Linked DNA regions of Homo sapiens: region 2 is linked to region 1. The links are chromatin loops, found by intact Hi-C in ENCODE. Cell type or tissue: sigmoid colon. All regions are shown on one strand.

The links. Peaks named below come from ENCODE experiments on the same cell type or tissue, not always from the same donor. Only the 100,000 strongest peaks of a DNase experiment are listed, where the experiment ranks them.
Region 2: a loop joins it to region 1, with 9 times the contacts of the local background. A loop is called at or near these places in 105 of 110 quality-filtered maps.

What each region holds. Positions count from the first base shown.
Region 1 is chr18:32,157,020-32,159,519 of GRCh38, reverse strand. No RefSeq gene overlaps it. Among named protein-coding and RNA genes, the nearest start is that of MEP1B, 32 kb to the left of the region's middle. RefSeq lists a silencer at 1,289-1,338. In sigmoid colon, a CTCF peak has its summit at 1,322 (motif pointing left); a DNase peak (open chromatin) is centred at 1,299; H3K4me3 peaks cover 744 bases; H3K27ac peaks cover 609 bases.
Region 2 is chr18:32,548,259-32,550,758 of GRCh38, reverse strand. No RefSeq gene overlaps it. Among named protein-coding and RNA genes, the nearest start is that of GAREM1, 79 kb to the right of the region's middle. RefSeq lists an enhancer at 1,671-2,224. In sigmoid colon, a CTCF peak has its summit at 1,283 (motif pointing right); a DNase peak (open chromatin) is centred at 1,321.

The DNA of each region.
Region 1 (2,500 bases):
AGAGCGAGACTCAGTCTCAAAAAAAAAAAAAAAAAAAAAAAATTAGCTGGGTTTGGTGGCTCGCGCTTGTAATCCCAGCTACTTGGTAGGCTGAGGCAGGAGAATGGCTTGAACATGGGAGGCGGAGGTTGCAGTGAGCGGAGATCACGCCATTGCACTCCAGCCTGGGCGACAGTGAGACTCTGTCTCAAAACAAACAAACAAAAAAACAAAACAAAAACTAGGGAATGGGACCTTGAGTTTCATGGACCCTTGGGTACAGCAGGTTAGCTCTGAGAAGTGGCAGAGAGGTAGACATTCTCTTCTCCCTTTTGCCCCTTTATGATCCTCTACACTGTGTTGCAATATTCCTCTGCTACTGTGTCCACACCTTCCATTTTCCAAAATATGTATTCTGTTTCCCTTCAGTTCAGCAGACATATATTAAGCACCCACTATTTCAAAGGCATAGTAGAAAGCACTGGTTTCCTGATTCATCAATTAATGCTACATATTATTATAACGTATAATATAGATGTATATAGTCTATAATAATATATGGATTTCTATATGTATATTTTTATAAGCAGAGTAGAGTAGCAACTTAGTGAGGTTCTAAAGTAAATATGTTACATGAACCCCAGAGAAAGTAAAAGTACTCTTAAGAAGTCCTGGCCGGGCGCAGTGGCTCACACCTGTAATCCCAGCACTTTGGAAGGCCGAGGCAGGCAGGCGGATCACCTGAGGTCAGGAGTTGAGACCAGCCTGGCAAACATGGTGAAACCCTGTCTCTACCAAAAAAAAATTACAAAAATTAGCCGGGCATGGTAGCGTGCGCCTGTAATCCCAGCTACTCAGGAGGCTGAGGCAGGAGAATCACCTGAACCCGGGAAGCAGAGGTTGCAGTGAGCCGAGATCGTGCCACTGCACTCCAGCCTGAGCAACACAGCGAGACTCCGTCTCAAAAAAAAAAAAAGTTCTTAAACAGCCTATAAAAGCACGCCATAAAAGGTACGAAGGACGTGAGGCCACCTCAGGAAACAGCCAGCTCGCGACTGCACAGGAGACTCATTCTGGGGTTAACGCTTCTCAAGAGTGAAATTGATGAGTCTTTGCTGTGTATATGCATTTAAGTGTGTGTGCCTGTGCTTTTTTCTAGGGCAAACAAAATTATAAGGATGTGCGCACCAAATACAATAAATCACGGTCTCTTTCTCCTTTCCCGGTTCTAATTGCCCCAATAAACCCGCTCTCCACTCTCCAGCCTGCCACATTCCCCGCTGTTCGGTCTTTGAATGGTCGATGCGTAATGTCACGGTTCTAAGCTGCCACCTTGTGGCCATCCCACGTGTGTGTTTTAAGCAGCCTCTTCAATGTGCCGCTTGCCTAGCTCTACTTGTAATTTGATGCGGTTCCTTTTGCTTTCTGCGTTTTGTGCTTCCTTCCCCCAGAGCTGCTAGTTGTCCTGTCGTAGATTCACGAAACTGGATTACAATACTTGACATCATTCAGGATAACAAGTATACCAAGAGCTTAAAATTATGGCAGAGTTGCACATTGCTTTGAACTCTAGTAGACACCATTATATTTTTCTCCCAAAATACTTTGTAATATTTATTTTAAATCCCCAGTATCCGAAAAGCAACAACGAATTCCTTTCCCAAGCATTTATTGAGCACCTATTAGCCACTGCCTTTGGGAGTTCCCAGCCTCATGAGGCGACATGTGGGGCCATGTGGCAATTGCAAATAATGCAGGTGGACCGCTGTACAGGGGGGCCTGGGAAATCACTCTAGAATCTCTCTGAAGGGGTCAGCAATGCCTTCACAGAAGAGTCCAGGCTGAAGCTTAAGCCTGCAGGTCAGAGGGCCAAGCTTGGAGACAGGTTAGACATCCCAGACAGAAGGAAAAGCAGCACTATTTTGGTGAGGAAGTGCACGCATCATTCTGGGACTTGATCCCCAGAGCTTTGCCAGCCCAAACAGCACTCCAGGTGCTTTGAAGAATGTATTTATGCCAGGCACAATGGCTCACACCTGCAATCCCAGTGCTTTGGGAGGCCAAGGCAGGAAGATCACTTGAGCCCAGGAGTTTGAGACCAGCCTAGGCAGCATAGTAAGACCCTGTCTCTACTACAAATTTTAAAAATTGGCCAGTCATAGTAGCACATTCCTGTAGTCTCAGCTACTTGGGAGGCTGAGGTGGGAGGATGGCTGGAGCCCAGGAGTTTGAGGCTGCCATGAGCTATGAATGAGCCACTGCACTCCAGCCTGAGCAATAGAGTGGGACTCTGTTTCAATTTTTTTAAAATAATGTATTTAAACATTCTTAAGAGAACTCCTCCCTTTTTACCCAAATAAAATATACTGAACCATAAGGGCTTTCTGAATCAGTTTGACCAACCACTGCTATTACCCAATATTTGTGCTCTCTTCCCTTAATAGTTTTTCCATTTCACAATTACTTATTCTAAAGCAATACTAGGTCTTTTCACAGCCTGTTCACTCTTGAAACTGGACTG
Region 2 (2,500 bases), 390 kb before region 1:
GGCCGGGAGCAGTGGCTCACGCCTGTAATCCCAGCACCTTGGGAGGCTGAGGTGGGTGGATCACCTGAGGTCAAGAGTTCGAGACCAGCCTGGCCAACATGGCGAAACCCCGGTCTCTAGTAAAAATACAAAAAAAAAAAAAAATTAGTGTGGTGTTGCATGCCTATAATCCCAAGTATTCCAGAAGCTAAGGCACAAGAATCGCTTGAACCCGGGCGGCAGAGGTTGGCGAGGTTGGCAAGGTTGGCAGTGAGCCGAGATCGCGCCACTGCACTCCAGCCTCAGTGACAGAGCAAGACTCCATCTCAATAAAAAAATAAAAATAAAGTGAATTATGGTTGAAGCAATAGAAATGAGTAAGGTCATCAGGAGAGAATGGGTAGAAAGAGAAGAAAGCTAAAATCAGAACCTTAATGTTGAACAAGCAAAAGAAAAAAAAAATAAGGATAAGGCTATATAAGATAGGAGGAAAGCCAGGTAAGAATGGTACCACATTTTCATTATTTAATTGTTTGGTTGTTGTTTCTAAAAGATTACTTGAAGTTGTGTGTTAGAATAGAGGTATAATATATGATGTCACATGTCTATAACTTTATAAGGTCTTTGTGGGCAGGAATCATATTCAATTCATCTGTATTTCTCCATACCTAGAATAAAACAGATCCTTGATAAATACTTGGTAAATAAATAAATCTTCTTAATTTGTAGGCTTTGACATTCTAACAGATTTAACGTTTTCTCACTTATCTTGGATACCCACACCACCTTGGCAAAAGATCTCATCCACTATTCCAAAAGATGAACAGTGTATCAATTTGGTATATCAAATACTTATTCTTAAATGTGCCCAAAAATGAATACATTAACTGTGGGTCTAAATTCTGCATCAATCCCTTAAAAAAGTCATAAGGCGTCTCACCACCCTTTCTTATGCCAAATTCAGGCAGTAAGCTTTGCAAAGACTATGGGCTCTGGAGTCAGGCAAATCTGATTTCAGCCCACAGCTCTGGCAGGCCCAGTTCTTTGATTTTGAGCAAGTCACTTGATCTTGCTAGGCCTTGGTTTTCTCAGCTGCAAAATGGTGATATTATGTACAGCATAGGGCTGCTAGGAGGATGAGATACACAAAGTCCCTAGACTGGCTGCCGTCCTAAAGTAGATGCTCAGTAAGTATTAGACCCTTTCTCCTCTTTGGCAGTATAGCAACTGAATCATATTCACTGAAAAAAAAAATTTGAATTTGTAAGAAATGCTCCCCAGAAGCTAAAGGCTTCCTCTGAGGCTTTACTCCTGCAACGTCATCAAGAGCCACCAGGTGGTGGTGGTGCCTGTTAGGGGACCCTAGGTCAGGCGTCCTTCCCAGCAGGGTAATTACCTTCTCAGTGCTAAGCATCAAATTCTATTTCTCATATGCTTCTTTCCATAGTATTTTATATACAACCTTACTAAAATAACAACCTCTACAGATTAAACATAAACCACCCCAACATGTGCATATTAATGATAATATATACAATTTGAAATAAGATTTAATGAAAAAGAAATACTTAGGTACACATCACATAACTTCCTGATTCCCTTAAATGGTTTTTAATTATTTTTTGACTTAATCTAACCTTGATTTTAATTCCCTCACATTACTTGTGATTCATTCTCATATTGGCAGAAGGCTAATAGCTTTTGGACTGTGCTTAACCTTAGAATTTGGCAAAACACTATGGAAAAAGCCCTTTGTCCTTTTCACCTGCTGGGAGATTAAATCCCCTAATTAGCAGGCTTAGAGGAGAGTCACTTCAGCCAGTACTTAAGAAAATCTTGCCCTTTGTCTGCCGTTTCAGAGCTCAGCTGTCTTGGTGCTTCCTGTATTTATCCACGCTGAAATAGAAAATTACTCACCGGTCTCTCCAAGCCCCATGACCATTGACTTCTAATCAAAACCCTGTTCCCAGAGGTCCCCTGGCTCCTGCAAGGGCACCCTGATTCTCCATGCTTGCTAACAAAGCCACTCCACAAGACCACTCTGCTTTCTTTTGAATGCTGATACAGGGTCAGGTTTGGGTTGCTTTGTGTCCTGCAGTTCTTGGCACCCTGTGCCCGTTTAAGCCCTCTGCTTATAGATGTCAAGCATGTTTCCTAAACTTTTAAGCAATTTTGAGTGCTAAAAACAAGTAACTAAAAAAAAAAAAAATTAAGGTGTCATTGTCTTTAGGGCCCTCAAACTGCTCTATGTGATGATGTAATGGTGGATACATGTCATTAAATATTTATCTAAATCCATAGAATGTACAATAGCAAAAGTGGACCCTAATGTAAACTATGGACTCTGGGTGACAATGCGCCAATCAATGAATGTAGGTTCATCAGTTGTAACAAATGCATCACCCTGGTGGGGATGTTGATAGAGGGCGAGGCTGTGCAGGGGCAGGGGAGTAAAGGTACTTTCTCTGTACTTTCCACTCAATTTTGCTATGAACATAAAACTGCTCTTTTAAAAAGTTTT